Regions from separate parts of the Mus musculus genome. Here region 2 is linked to region 1. Evidence: chromatin loops called from intact Hi-C (ENCODE). Cell type or tissue: gastrocnemius. All regions are shown on one strand.

The links. A loop is a pair of places that touch in the nucleus more often than their neighbours do. Peaks named below come from ENCODE experiments on the same cell type or tissue, not always from the same donor. Only the 100,000 strongest peaks of a DNase experiment are listed, where the experiment ranks them.
Region 2: it touches region 1 in a loop (3-fold over the local background); 6 of 42 quality-filtered maps call a loop at or near these places.

Annotation. Positions count from the first base shown.
Region 1 is chr8:110,624,700-110,632,699 of GRCm38, reverse strand. Vac14 (Vac14 homolog (S. cerevisiae)) reads right to left here. Exons shown (of 19, transcript NM_146216.3): 2 at 520-670; 3 at 84-251. It overlaps n-TGgcc11 (a tRNA gene), which reads left to right and starts at 2,077; the gene lies at 2,077-2,147. It overlaps n-TGgcc10 (a tRNA gene), which reads left to right and starts at 1,384; the gene lies at 1,384-1,454. In gastrocnemius, CTCF peaks have their summits at 2,845 (motif pointing left) and 3,260 (motif pointing left); DNase peaks (open chromatin) are centred at 2,487, 2,845, 3,251, 6,007 and 1 more place; H3K4me3 peaks cover 740 bases; H3K27ac peaks cover 2,039 bases.
Region 2 is chr8:111,075,607-111,083,606 of GRCm38, reverse strand. Clec18a (C-type lectin domain family 18, member A) reads left to right here and starts at 1,899. Exons shown (of 12, transcript NM_181549.3): 1 at 1,899-2,104; 2 at 2,676-2,767; 3 at 4,617-4,859; 4 at 7,484-7,581. The coding sequence starts at 1,966. In gastrocnemius, a CTCF peak has its summit at 3,656; a DNase peak (open chromatin) is centred at 1,512; H3K27ac peaks cover 1,302 bases.

The DNA.
Region 1 (8,000 bases):
CTGCATCTGTCCCAAGCTCTCTCTCAGGGTCCTAGAAAGTCAAGTCAGGTAGGTGGGCTGTTCTTAGCTGAATCAGAAGTTACCTTACTCAGTCCATCGAAGAGAACATTGAAGTGCGGCAGCACGGCACCTCGGGCCACTTTGACGATATTGTAGAGGGCCTCACAAGCGTAGTAGCGCAGCCTGCTGTCTGCGTCATTAAAGCAGGTCAGCACTGGCTCTATCAGCTCCTTCAGGTAGAGCCCTGAGTCCTGTAACGAGCAGCCAGGACTAGTCAGAAGGGTTAGTCCCCTCCCTTGGAGACGCTCAGGCCTCTGTGAGAGCTGAGCTAAAAACACTCATCCCAAGCCAACCTTCCAGAAGTAGAACCACACTATGGGGACATGGCTGCCAGGCCACACGGTGATATTTGCTAGTAGTCCTAAATGCAGAAGTCTTGATAAAATACACATCTGTAATGGTCCTGCTGAGGCTCAGGTAGGAAGGTATTTGGTCACCTCAATCAGAATGAAGACATACCTTGCCTAGGGCAATAGAGCAGGCTGCCAGACCGATGAGGCCCCCTTTCCGGCTGTGGGGGTGCTGGGACAGGGCAAACTCCTGAGACAGGGTCTGGATCACGTGCTTGATTTGCATGGTGTTGTTCTGGGCCACAAAGTCCCGCACCAGCCTGGAAAGAGGAAAGAGAAAGCATGGGACACACAAACCCGGGCTACTTCTGCTGTCTGGGCTCCAGGGCAGGTCCTCTCGGTTCTGCTGCTGGGTAGGTCCTAACCATTGCCCTGCTCAGCGTTCAGTGAGGAGTAGTGGGGCCAGTTTACTTCTGGGAATCTGAGAGAATGTAAATTACTGTCTTAAAAAAAGCTAATACCCATTTTTATCAAACACTTGCTCAGTTCTGCACTCATGCATCTGAGGACTCCTCTGTATCTATGTTGGGACACATGGCAAAATCAAATCACAAACACAAAATTGTAGCAAAATAGAGTAGTGATGTCACAGAAACAGAATACGCTATCTCTGTCCAGGAGACTGGCGACAGGGCAGTCCCATCTGAGGTATTACTTTAGAAACATTAACAGACAATGCCCAGGGAAAGGAAGGTGGGTGTATTGCTCCATTTGCCTACTGAAAAGAAATGGGAAGGCAGGATCATGTACAGTAGGAAAGGACATCATTATGGGTTACAGATGACTCAAGGGCTTTTAAGTGGGAGGAGCTGTCAGATCATAGGCCCTGACTTCAGAAGCTTATAAGAAGGTTGGGAAAGAACCAATCCTGTGCGGTTTCCCAAACAGGACAAACCAGCCAGGTGAAGCCCAGTGTTTCTTCAATGAAACAGCCCTGAGAAGAGCTCTACAGACACCACACCAAACAGCTGGAGCATTGGTGGTTCAGTGGTAGAATTCTCGCCTGCCACGCGGGAGGCCCGGGTTCGATTCCCGGCCAATGCAGAGCTTGTTTTCTTTTCTTAAAAAAAAATTATGTTTTAAAATTTATTTGCTTTATTACTGTTTATTTGTTTGGGGGGTGTGTGGGTCCCTTTCTGGTCAGTTTCCTCACAGAACTCATGCCAGAGGAGCCTGGTCCCTCAACCAAACAAGGCCTGAGGCAGCCCAAGGACTACAGATTTCTGCTCAGAGTTCATAGGGAGTTGCTGGGCTCTTTGACAAGTGTGACTGGCTGCAGGAGTCTGGCTTCCTCATCTCCACCTGAAAGAACTCCACAGTGCTGCCCTTGGTCTGGGCCAGTCGCCAGCAGAACGCAGTGTGAAAACTGAGAGCAGCACACCAGCTCCACGGCAGAGGGGAGGCTCGCCCACAGTCTCTGTGTTTTGCTGCTGACTGAGGAGGGAGTGGAGCTCTCTTTCCTGTCTCAAAGCCCAAAGGCAAATTTACTTCACATGCACACAGACCTACACTCACCCCTCACTTCCTTCTGGCTCTGGAGCTTGCTGCTCTTCTTGAAGCTAAGCTGATGTGGCAGTATCATAAACTGGGCTATGACTCAACATATACACATGGAGGCCCAGGGATGAGGTTATAGGGAGGTGCCACACAGCTGCTCACAGCTGGAGCATTGGTGGTTCAGTGGTAGAATTCTCGCCTGCCACGCGGGAGGCCCGGGTTCGATTCCCGGCCAATGCAGTAGCAATCCTTTTAATTCTAAGAGATGAAAATTTCACACTGCCTAATAAATTTTTAAGTATATTAAAAGAAAAAAAAGGAAATGACTTGGTTTTGGCCTGTTTTTAAATGTTCCTCATGGAAAAGCATTTTCTAAATTCCACAGAGATCCAGAACCCGTGAGTCTTCTTGAAGGATCAAGAACATGGGGCTATACCACACACAGTTACTGAGAGTGAGTAACTGTGCCTCCCACTCCTGCCCAGAAGCTGAGTTCTGCTTTTGCCTGCACAAGGCGCAGCAGCACCTGGAATGTGGATACCGTCCAGGCTAGGCCAGGACTCAAGAGGAGAGCCAGTCTCCCTCCCAGTCATCCCTGAGACATGCTCCTCTCCTGTCCTTTACAGATTCCTGGACATTCATGGAGCAGCTGGGGAGCACTCCTCCCAGATGTCAGCCCTGCACAGACTCATTCTCTGGCTCTGAAGGATGCTCTGCTGGGGTAGGTGGAGGATGACAGTACAAACCCATCAAGAGTGGACAGCAAGGTGAGGAAGGCAGGAAAGCTGGGGTCTAATCGGCGAGTTATGTTGTGGTCCTATGTGAGTATGCCTGGGAGAGGGTTCGGAAGTGTGAGGAGGTGTTCATCTGGGCTGAGGCAAGATGGGCAAACAGCTGGCAATCCTGAAGGCTTGGCAAAGCAATCCCTCCCATCTCCCTCTGGTGGCCATGAGGAGCCATGGAAAGTGGCCTGCAGCGGCTGGATGGGATCCTGAAGAATGATCTGTAGTTGGGGGGCGGGGGATGAATTTGAGAGGCAGTAAGGAAGCTCTGAAGACAGCACAGGCTCCCACAAAGATCTACAGGGAAGGGGAGAAGGCATGTGGCCTTGGTGCCAGAGCCACTACTTTCAATAACAGGAGGTTTTAAAGAAGATGGATGGTGGGGGCAATTCATGAGCTCAGTGGCACCTTTCTCCCACCAACTTGGAAACTTATCAGGGCTTAATTCAGTCACCCCAGGTCACAACAAAGGCCATTAAAGACCCATGACCACAGGGACCATTACATTAAGTATAAGTTTCGGTATCTTCTGGGAAAACAAGTGCAAAGCAATTGCGCCCCCTGGAGGGGAAACTACTTTAGCACCTTCTCATCAGTATTACGAGCTCAAACAGCACAAGGGCAACCCTTGGGCCAATCTTGTTTCATGAATCAAGGCCACCCTTAGCAGTCAAAACAGGCCGCATGACTTTCTAGCCTGCCCACTTTCCCTCTCCCACTTCCACCAGCTGCAGCTTCCTAGGGGGCCTGCTCCTCTCACATTCAGGCCTGTCCTCCTCAGATGCCCTGCCTCTACACCTTCCTGCACTTTCATGGTGTGCGGTGTTAGTCCTCCTTGGCACTCAGAAGCACTTAGTGCCCAGAAGTGTACTGATTGGTGCCACCATCTACCACCTTCTACCTCCATAAAGCTTGATCAGGGCTTTGGGCACTGCCCACTTTGCAATTCTAGTACCAGCGGTCTCCAGACCAATTTTTTGCATCCAACAGCTGGCCAATCAGTAAACACCCGCCAGTGGAGTCAGTCTTCGAAGGCTGGCAGAGATGATGAGGGCACAGCTGTAGGGCAAATATGGGTGAAGCCTTGTGCTGCCATGTTGCTTGCATGGGAAAACATGACCTGGGGGTTAACTGATGTAGCTTCTGACAGTGCTGAGGCCCTTCTAACCTTACCACAAGTTAGCACGAGCAACGGCACCTTTCCTGCAAACTCAAAACGCACACTGAGAAGAGCCCAGTCCTCTATAGCCACGGCTGCTGACTGTAGAGACGTGCATGCACTTGCTCGCGCGCGCGCATACACACAGACACACACCCACACCATGGACTTGAAGTGCTCCTGCTGAGGGTCAGCTGCACTCTAAAACTGTGCCCTCAGCCAGCCAGTGCCTTGGTCTCATGACTTCACAGGGACAGTGCAGAGAAGAAAAGCAACCCCAAGGGGAGCAGAGTAAGTGAAGTTCAACAGCAGGTTCCCCAGCTTCAGGCTTAGTCTTCTTCAAAGACAACAGGCTGCCTCGGCTTTCATCTACTGCTTGGGAGATAGAAGTGGGGGGTCTTTGGCTGAACTCATTTTTGAAGTTAATATCTGGCCTAGAAACTCTCCTATCCCTGGGGTCCTTCAATGACACAAAGGACTCAGGATTTACTGTTCTATACTCCAAAGAAGAGATGCTGCTACTGCCTGGTTTCCCTACAAAGTATTGGGAAAAAAAAGGTTCAACAAGCCGATTCCCTGGTAGCACCATGTCCTTTAGTGGCTTAAGAGCTTCTGCTTGCAATTGGCTGGAGGTATAGGAGTCTGGTAGAGACGCCCAAAAGACATAAGCATCAGGGTGGGCTAGCACTGAGTTTAACAACTGCCTATGATATCAAAGAAGCTGCTATACTGATTGCTCCCTTGGCAGAGGGAACTACAGCTCCATAGGATATTTTTGGATTGCTATCAGCCAAGAAAAAACCTGGAGCCACACTGTGTGCTACATAGTCCCAGCCTGCACTGATACCTCCAGGCTCTGGAACACAGTATGGTGACATCACAGGCTATACAAGGCTTGGTAAGTCAGCAAGCACTCTCGTTATGCTGCAGACTTCCCTGGTCAGTTACTGTAGCTACATCATCCTCAACTTCAAGATCTGAACAACCTTAGGGAGAGTAAGTCCACTTCTCAGGATCACAGGTTTGAACCCTTGACATCAACAAGGTATTATGTCCTTTAAACTGTAACACAGTTTCCTCCTCCTCTCTCCAGAGGCCCTTTTAGCTGGAAAGTGACCACATTCTATAACAATTCTTGTGTAGACTCAGCCCGTCAGGTGACCCAGTCAAAGGACTCAGGATTTACTGTTCTATACTCCAAAGAAGAGATGCTGCTACTGCCTGGTTTCCCTACATATTGGGAAAAAATGGTCCAACAAGCCCTTTCTGTAGGCCATCCACCTGCTGCTCAGTGTTTAGACATCTCCCCTCCACACACACAGCGAGTGCAGACAAGCTACATCCTCAAGACATTCTGAATTAAGCCTTCTACTGTGGAGATAAAGAATTTACTGCCCACCAGGCAAGCACTGGCTGTTTACACTAGTGTACTGGCTACTTTTATGTCAACTTGACACAAGCTTAGAGTCATCTGAGAGGAGGGAACCTTAGTTGAGAAAATACCTTCAGATGATCAGGCAGAAAGGGACCAGCCCATTGTGGGTGGGGACGCCCCACCCCACCCCTGGTGGTCCTGGGTACTAGAACAAAGCAGGCTGAACAAGCCCCTAGGAGCAATCCTGTATGCAGCACCCCTCCATGGTCTGAGTCAGCTCCAGGTTCCTGCCCTGTTTGAGTTCCTGTTCTTACTTCTTTTGACGACAAACAGTGACGTGGAAACTAAGCCAAATAAACCCTTTCCTCCCCAAGCTGCTTTGGCCATGGTGTTTCACCACAGCAAATGATAATCCTAAGATAATGGGTACTCAAACTGAAACCTAAAAGCTGCCGCCCAGTCTGGCACTTACTCTAGTTTACAGATGAAGAAGCTAAGCAACCCAAGGCCACACAGCTTTGGGAAAGAATCACAAGGACTTCACTTTTAAAAAGAGAATTGGATAAGGAGTAGCACATATTCTGCACTGCAGGTGCTCAAGTCAGAACCAGGAGATAATGCGCTCTACGCACGCCACCAAGACACTGCTCACTCAGCACGCTGGCTGAGGAGCCTGGCTCCCTCTGGCTCCGAGGAGGAGAAAGGTAAGCCAGAGCTGACACTCATGCCTTTGTTGTGAAGCTTGCAGCCTATGCCTGGGGCAAATACAATTCTCTGTCTCAGCTCCCCCTGTGACTGACATCCGTATTCAGATGGCACATCCATGCAGTGATTTCCCAAAGAGAATCTGGGTAAGTATGTCTCCATCTGCTCCACCGAGTGCCAGAGTAAGTTGGTTTCCATTTGCTCACACATCACCAGAAAACTGAATGGAAATGAGCACAGGCCTCTGAGGCCAGGCCAACTGTCTTCTGACAAGGCCTGGGATTTAACTCACAGAACACACACTGAGTTAGGGGACAAAGCCAGGGATGAGTAGAGTAAAAATACATGGTACACATGCATGACATTATCAAGGAATAAAAATATTGCATTAAAGAAACCTAAGGGCTGGAGGGATGGCTCAGCAGTTAAGAGCAGTTGCTGCTCTTCCGGAGGACATGGGTTAGAGTCCCATACTCAAATGGCAGCACACAACTGTAACTCCAGTTCCAGGCTATCTTATGGCCTCCATGGGCACTACACACACACGGTGCAGACATGCAGGGGAAACACTCATTCACATAATAAACAAAAAGTCTGATATTGCTCCCTAACCAAAAACCATACTGAGCACTCACTGGCTATGGCTGGGACAAAAGGGGACCTGACTGTAGGTGACAACTGTGACCATTAGTAAGTGCCCTCTCCCAATGATGTACCGTCTATCTTCTTACTTTCAAAGATGAGATATGATCTACAAGCCGCCAGTCTTACTTGCAAGTACACAGCCCAGTGATTTTTATCACGTGTAGACTTGTAGAGCTCCATCACTTTAAGGCATTTCCATAAGCTCTAAAGAAACCCTGTGCCTCTGAGCTGTCACTCCATCTCTAGCTTTTTCTTCTCAACCTCTGGCAACCACAATCTGCTGTCGCTAGAGACACAGTACTTCTGGCCTTTCATAGCTGCCTGCTTCTCTCACCCAGCATAATGTTTTCAAGGCACATTAAAAATAAATAAATAAATAAACAGTAAGCCAAGGCACAGAGACATTCAACCAGAAGTCATACATGTAATCTTTGCTGGGTGGCAAGAGTGCACACTTTTAATCCCAGCACTTGGGAAGCAGAGGCAGGCAGATCTCTAAGTTTGAGGCCAGCCTGGTCTACAGAATGAGTTCCAGGACAGTCAGAGCTACACAGAGTAACCCTGTTTCGAAAAAACAAAAACAAAAGGCAATCTTCACAGTGGGTAGACAGGGGAGTCAAACAAAGCCAGTGGGGGTACTGGTGTGGGAAGCCTTGGTGAGCATGCCAGCAGGATGGTGGGGAGGGGTTGGCTCTTGTTGAACAGGAATGTGGCACCCCCAGCCATAACTCTACAGAAACTCAAATTTCATCGTGAACTTGCTCTGAGATTCAGACCAGAACAGTCTGTAGGCAGAACGTAGCAAGCACCAGCCTCTGACCCCAGGTCTAAGCAATCTGCTTATGAACAGCAGGACTGAGCCCAAACTCCAAACTCCACAAATTGCCTCAAACCACTCTAGGCCATGCCCAGGAACTCCAATTATGTGAGTAGCACTCAGAGCTCTGGTACCTAACTTTGCCTGGGTTCTCAAAGGGCACCACATTGATAGGCTTTTAGAATTCCAAGTGCATGGAGTACTACTCAGCTATTAAAAATGATGACTTCAAGAAATTCTTAGGCAAATGGATGGAACTAGAAGATATCATCCTGAGTGAGGTAACCCAGTCACAAAAGAACACACATGGTATGCACTCACTGATAAGTGGATATTAGCCCAGAAGCTCGGAATACTCAAGATACAATTCACAGACCACATGAAGCTCATGAAGGAGGACCAAAGTGTAGATGCTTTAGTCCTTCTGAGAAGGGAGAACAAAATACTCATGGGAGGAAATACAGAGACAAAGTGTGGAGCATAGCCTGAGGAAAGGCCATCCAGAGACTGCCCCACATGGGGATCCATCCCATATTCAGACACCAAACCCAGACACTACTGTGGATGCCAAGAAGTGCTTGCAGACAGGAGCCTGATATAGTTGTCTCCT
Region 2 (8,000 bases), 450 kb before region 1:
GATTGAGTCAGTTATCACCAGCAAGAGACAAAACTATTGAAAACTGAACTCTAAAAGATCCACTCTGGGGCTGAAGAAATGGCCCAGCAGTTAAGAACACGGGTTTCTCTTCCAGAGGTCCTGAGTTCAATTCCCAGCAACCACATAATGGGTCACAACCATCAGTAATGGGGTCCTATGCCATCTTCTGGTGTGTCTGAGGATAGTAACCGTTGTACCCACATATATAAAATAAATAAATCTTAAACAAACAAACAAACTTGGAAACCTGAATGTAGAGTCCCTGAATTCACTGGGATGTACCTGGGGTCAGTCCCTGAGACACCCTGTGTCCTGCTTCACCATCTGCCAGATGGAATCAGTACAAGGTTGTTATGATACAAATAAGTTACATTTGTAAACATGCTTTGTAACCTCTGGCTGGCTACCAAGCTAGCAAGATGTCTCAGAGGGAAAAGGTCTCTGCCACCAAGCTGGATGGCGTGGGTCTGACTTCTGGGAACAGTGGAAGGAGAAAAGCCTCTCTCTGTCTCTCTGTCTCTGTCTCTCTGTCTCTGTCTCTCTGTCTCTCTGTCTCTGTCTCTCTCTCTAGTTGTCCTCTGACCTCTACATACACATGAGGTAGCACCTGTATTCATATATATATGTAATAGCAATTTTTTTTACAAATAAAAATGCAGCTGTTACTAATCATGGCTTGGACCCACTGTGGTGCGCTCAGGCCATCTATTCGAGACAGAGGATCCTGAGACTCTGGGTATTGTACAACACTGTACACTTGCTGCCTGGCCTTGTCCCCACTGCCTGACATCCATGATGACATTCATATCCCATCAGCGTTTCTCCAGAAGTCCATGTAGCCCACCTGTGCCCTAGCAGAATCTCCAAAGAGGTGACATCTGAGATAGCACTGACTCTAGGGTCAGGGACCACACCAACTTCAGAAGGACAAAGTATTAGCTTGTAAGGCTGTGCTCTAGAATGGCCGAGTACCCTCCCTGGTCATTTGACTATGGTCTACATGTCAACCTTTTTTGATTTGGCTGTACTAGATACTCAGTGATCCTGATAGGATCACGCAGGCTTCAGCTAGGCCCTAAATACCATGGCAAGTTGCCGCCTTCCTGTTCCACTGTTTGTCTAGAGGCAGGCTTGTTCACCGCAGGACTTAAGTCAGCCAAGGGCATCCATCACATGCCCTCCTCTTTGTCTGCCTGCCCCCATCTTAGCCCAAAGTCACATGGGTAAGCATGATGGATCCTGGGACTAGCCTCATCCTCTCACACTGCCCTGACATAAAAGGCACACCTTTCTCCCTGAAGGTGCAGTCCCCAGCGAGTTCCTCTGTGATCCCGTCTGGTGGCATCTGTCTGGCGAATAGTTACTTCCTGCTTTATGTTTAATTCATGGCTAGGGGGGTTGGGATGAGCTTCCTAAGAAAGGAGAGAACTCCCCTGGGGTCCTGCCCAGGTCCTGCCTGCTTTACTGGCCCACTGCCAAAGTCCCAGCCTCCTCCCCATGACTGGGGCTGAGGAGTGGAAGCTGTCCATGGGCTTGGAGGACACTGTCCCTGCCAGGGTACAGTCATTAGTCGCTAATCCCACAGCCCTGGAATGTCTGTAGGCCAATCAGCAGGGTCTTTGGGGGCTCCCTGAGGGTGCTAATAATCCTACAATGATTAGCAGGGGCCACAGGTCAGTGCACACTGCCCTGCTTTTTCTTGCGGAGCGGGCTGGCCAGACACTGAGGCTGGAGGAAGGAGGCGTTTAGAAGAAGGGTTCTATGTCTCTTTTGAAGTCAGTGCACCAAGGAGGGGAGGCTGGTTTGGAGACAGTGATGATTCACTAGCCTCCTCCTTTTGACTGGCAGCTTAGCCTGACTCCGAGACTTGTGAATAGCTTCATGAACACGGGGAGGCTAGCTGGACAGCTGAGAGAAGCCATGTCTGCAGCATCCGGCAGGCCAATGATTCAGCCGGAGCCCTCCCTGTGGCTGGGAAGCCAGAGCCGATGGCTCGGTCTCTTGCTTCTGCTCCTGTCTCTCCTTGGCATCACATGGACAGAGGTTCAACCACCCCAGCCAAAGCAAGATCCCACTCTGCAAGGTAAGGAACACCTGGGCAAAGACGGAAGTAGAGATGCTGTTGTGAGCCTGAGAGAGGGTAGCGAGGGATTTCTAGAAGTCAGGTACCCAGGACTGAGCCCTGTGTTATGCTGATGTGATATGATGGGGGGGGGGCATTAGGATGATGGTGGGGAGGATGGAAGGATACTGGGAAGGAAGAAGAATGAAGCAGATGGGTCCAGGGTGGATGTTAAGGAAAGATACCGGTTAGAGCCTGCAGCTAAAACCTCAAAAGAAACACATCGGTAGAAAGGCCTGCTTCTAGTCCAGGGCTGAGTCATTCATTACCCCGAACCCCTCCACCCCCATCATCTTCCCACACCTAAGCCAGTCACTTATGCCATTGTTCTACACTTTGCCCATCCTCACCCATCTTCCTATCTCTCTCCTGGCCTCCCTCCATCTCTATAATGGGAGTTCTCTCCTACACAGCTACCACTGCCCCTCCTCATCTCAGATCTGTGTTCCTGGGGTGGGGTCACCCTCAGCTGGCTATGGCGATGTCCCAGGAGCCTCTGGTCATCGGCCTAACCTTCTCTCCTGGCCTCCAGCCCTGAGCAGGAAGGAGAGTTTCTTAATCCTCACCGCACACAACCGACTGCGCAGCCGGGTCCACCCTCCTGCAGCCAACATGCAGAGAATGGTGAGTAGACCCAACTGCCCTGTGTCAAGAGGGCTGCCAGAGGGACTGAGCCCCAGAGTGATCTCAGGAGGCCTTGCCAGTGCCAGAGGCCCTTTCACCAGGGGTACCATGGCATTGGATGCTGCAGAGATATGTGCCTTCTTCCTTCAGGGAAAGCCATTTGTTTAGGAAGTCAGGGCCCTCAGCAACTCACAGTTGCATTGAAGACAATCCTGCCTTTCCTGGCATCCTGTCGCCACGGAGATCAACAGATATGGATGGAGCCAGGGTTCCCCACTCCCGGAAAAGGAGCTCCACAAAGGAATTCAGCAGAAAGGGAGAGGTGAAGGACAGAGAGGGAGAAGAATCTCGCTGGGTTTTGCGGGGATTGGTTTGGGACCAGGATTTATCTAGCAAATACTGGAAGACCTCTCAAAAGTTCCTTACTCATTCACTGACTTGCCCTTTAGAGCCTCCATGATGGAGCCTGCAGCAGGGTTGGTTGGAGTTGATCATCCTGGAGCTTTAGACATGCTGCCTGCATATTCTGGGAGGCCCCTGCCACCCCTAGCCCCAGCCCACGTGAACAGGCCTGGGAACAGGGTGGGATCGGTAAGGGAGGGCAAGGTTCCCCATGGCTGCCTCCCATAAAGTTCTCAGAGGTGGACAGCCACAGTGGGTGGCGACCTTGAGAGCTCAAGGGTCAGTTTCCCAGGAGGTGGGGGAGGGTCTGCTTCTGTCCCCTGCCCTGCTCTGCCTCCCGGTGCCCAAGTCCAGAGCAGCCAGGATTTTCCAAGCGGCAATACCTAGCAGAACTCTGCAGCCTGGAGGTAGATGCTATGATTAGCTGACTGGTAGTGTGTTCCTTTCTTGGGGACCGTTGCTCAAATGGGCCTGGAAAAATCACATCTGGCCAGATGGGAGCAGCAGAGTTCTTCTGACTGTGGCTAGGGCAGGCTCTTAAAGGAAAACACAGCCGAGCCAGCCTGCAGGTCTGGGCACCATCTAGGCTCAGATTATTAGACATGGAACATGATATCAGAAGTCCATCCCCTTGCCTGGACTAATGCTATTTCCTAGGCGAGGTCAAAAGTGTGTATTGCAAGGCAGTTCTCTTTTCCTGACCTCTCTCGGGAAGCTCTAGATCTTGTGTGAACCTTCTGTGGCTCTGTGCCGTGAGCAACACTGCTCTGATCATGAGGCAGGCAAGCATGACTCTTTACTCTATGTGACCTGGCACCCCCTGGACACTCACAGACAATAGAGAAATGGCTCAATGCCCATTTACTTCCGTGCTGTCCAAAGGCCAGTTGTAGTGAGTGGTTAGTTTTGATCATGCCAACGTGACCAGAATCACCTGGAAAAGGAATCTCACTGGACAATAATAGTCTAGATTAGGTTGGACAGTGGACACATCTGTCCACAGATTATTAAGGTCAGAAGACCTAGTTTAAAAAGGGGTGGGACTGGCCAGGCATAGTAGCACATGCCTTTAACCCCAACACTTGGGAGGCAAAGGCAGACAGATCTCTGTGAGTTTTAGGCCAGCCAAGTCTACATATTGAATTACAAGACAGCCAGGACTGCATAGAGAAAACTGGGTGCCACCACTCCCTGAAGAGTCCTGAACTGTAGAACCAGGGAAAAGTGAGCTACGTATAAGCATGCATGCCTTCATTCTCTCCGTGCCCTTGACTGTGGGTGGAACGAGCAGCTTCAAGTCCCTGCTACCTTGATGTCCCTGCAGTGCTGGACTGGAATTGTTGAGCCAAATGAGCCCTTGCTCCCCTGCGTTGCTTTTGTCTCACAGCAACTGGCGGGGGAGCAAGCGAATGTATCATCTGAGGATGTCTGTTTTTGCCACTCCCAGGACTGGAGCGAGAGCCTGGCTCAGCTAGCTGAAGCCAGGGCAGCCCTTTGTGTCACTTCAGTCACCCCAAACCTGGCATCTACCCCAGGGCACAACTCACATGTGGGCTGGAATGTGCAGCTAATGCCCATGGGCTCAGCATCCTTTGTCGAAGTGGTCAACCTCTGGTTTGCTGAAGGGCTGCAGTACAGACATGGGGATGCTGAGTGTGCCCACAATGCCACCTGTGCCCACTACACACAAGTGAGTATATTTCAGATAAGGCTAGGGGAGGGCATGGTCTCCCCAGTCACCTTACAAGAGGCTGCACTTTATCCTTAAAAGGACACTGTCTAGATTTAGATGTTACCACACCAGAGCACTGTGCCTCCTTTTTTTCCTGCTGTTCCTCCCCAGATGAACCTCTTTCTCAAGTTCAGGTGCATCATTCTCAAGAAAGTTCTCTTCGTTTTCTCCTCCATTCAACAATCATGAACACTTATTGAGTGTTTTTAACATACCTGACACTGTTTAGTGGCAATACAACACTGGATAACACAAGCAAAATTCTCAAATTTTTTTTTACACCTTTAGTATAAATATAATGATAGTGAAGTTGACCCATGAAGTGAGGAAGACTCTTTGTCTCATTTCCTATTTCCTGGAGTAATTTATGATGTTATAATCTTTCCCTAAATTTATTGAGCCTTATTCCATTCTGTATTTGTGTGTGTAACTATGTAAATAGACTACTTTTGTTTTGTTTCATAATACTAATTAATTCAATATTTCATCTTTTTTTTTTCAAGACCGGGTTTCTTTGTGTAGCCCTGGCTGTCCTGGAACTCACTTTGTAGACCAGACTGGCCTCGAACTCAGAAATCCGCCTGTCTCTGCCACCCGAGTGCTTGGTTTAAAGGCATGTGCCACCACGCCCAGCACCTCATCTATTTTTTTTTTAGTGTGTGTGTGTGTGTGTGCGCTTCCACACACATGCAGAGGTCAGAGGTCAATTTGGGGAAGTTGGTCCTCTGGCTTCTTGCACAGGTCCCAGAGTTTAAACTCTGTTGGTTTTGTGCAGTTGGTCCTTTTTAACCTGCGAGCCATCTTTCTGGCCTATTGTTTTGTGGTTTGTTTGTTTTTATAATATTTTCACTTGTATTGATGCTGTGTGTGTGTGCACGTGTGCGCGCGCACCCACATACACGGAGTACATCTGAAGCTCAAAGGACAACATATAGAGATTGCCTTTTTTTCTACCATGTTGGGCTGCGGAATTGAACTGGGGGTGGGGAGCCCACAGAATTAGAAACAGGTATCTTTATCTGACGAGATAGCTCCCCAAATCCAACTCCTTGCTGTGTATTATCTTAGGCAGACCAAGCCGGGCTTGAGCTTACCTTATAGCACAGGGTGACCTTGTACTGGTGAACCTTTTGTCTCCAGCTTCCAAGTGATGTGACTACAGGAGTGTGCCACCGTGCCCAGCTACATCCTACAAATTTCTATGTGACTTAAGGATGGTTTTATTGTTGGGTTTGTTGTTGTTGTTATTGTTGTTTTCATTGTTGTTGTTATTTTCAATGGTGGTTCTGGGTCATTTGTTTTGAAATATGTAATTATTTTTTAATTAATTTATTGCCTTAAATATATTCTATCATCTCTCCTCTATCTCTCATCCTTTAATTTTGTATATTTTAAATTCATTTTTATTTTATGTGCATTGGTGTTTTGCCTGCCTGTATGTCTATGTGAGGGTGTCAGATATTGGCGTTACAGACAATTGTGAGCTACCACGTGGGTGCTAGAAATTGAACCCAGGTCCTCTGGAAGAGGAAGTCAGTGCTCTTAACCGTGGAGGCATCTATCTCTCTAGCTCCAGTTCTGTGTCTGTGCAATGCTAGTGATCCAAACTAGAGTCTCGCACATGATAGGAAAATACTTTACAACTGAACTATACCTGTAGCTCTAAAATTATAAAACTAACATGTATATTTCAAAAAGCAAGACATGTTGCATGCCTGAGGTCCAGGCTCAAAATGACCTACTCAGGAGCTAGAGGCTGAGGGATCAGGAGTTCTGTGTCATCCTTGGGTACTCGAGGGAGCTTGAGGCCTGCCTAAACAATAACTATTTTTTAAAAAAGGCATGGACTAGTGGCCTGGGAGGATGTAGCTCAATGGTAGAGCTTGCCTAGTATGTACCAGGCCCTGGATTCAATCTCCAGCATAAAAGACCAGTCTATAAATTGAGCATGGTGGAACATACCTTTGATTCCAACATCTAGGAGGCAGAGACAAATGGAACTCTATGAGTTTGAAGCCAACCTGTTGCTATACATTGTGATTTCCTGGCCAGTGCTGCATCCTGCATAGTGAGACCTTCTCTCTCTCTTCTCCCTCTCCCTTTCTTCTCCCTCTCTCTCTCCCTCTCCCTCTCCTTCTCCCTCCCTCCCTCCCTTTCCCTCTCTCTCTCTCTTTGCTTGTCTGCCTGTATGCCTCTCTCTCTCTCTCTCTCTCTCTCTCTCTCTATATATATATATATATATATATATATATATATATATATACATATATATATATATATATATGCACACACACATATATATATATATATATGAAGAGGCTTGTGGTCATTTTCACAATCTTTCACAAGACCCTTGATAGCTAAGTCTTTCTTTTGTCACTATTTCCACCTATCCATAATCATTTCTCCTTTCAACACTTAGTAGCATAGCCACTGCTCCAAGGGCCCTGGGCAGGTAAGGGAGCCATCTGTCTGCCTAGTTGAAGCCAAACTTTCTCCAAGTGTGCACTGCCTGTGCTGTGATCCCCCAGAATGGAGTAAAAGCCATCTGAAAGGGTTTCTGAGCCTTGCGTTCTCTGCAGCTTGTGTGGGCTACCTCCAGCCAGCTGGGCTGTGGGCGGCAGCCATGCTTTGTGGACCAGGAAGCCATGGAAGCCTTTGTCTGTGCCTACTCCCCTGGGTAAGCCCCTCATCATAGACTGGGTGATAGCTGGGTGCGGGGGTGGGGGTGGGTGAGAGGGCAGGAAGGCTGGGGCTGAAGGTGGGAGGGGTGGATGGATGACTTTCAGTTAGGATGAGATATGGACCCAGCCACCCACAATGTCTTTACTTCTTGGTCTGCATTGGGAGACAGAGGATGAAAGGAAGAAGATAGAGTAGATTCTGGCCAAGCTGAGCAGGACTTGTTCATGAATTCTCCTTACTGGATGTGTGACCCTGCTCAGAGGGATTGATACAAAGTCATCTCTTGTTTCCTAACTGGCCTACCTGCCACATCCAGCTCCCTGAATCCCTAACTGGGCCACAGGTGCTAAGGTGACCCATGAGGAAGGGAGCCAGGAGCCATTCCTGCCCTGCCCAGGGCCCCTCCTCAACTCT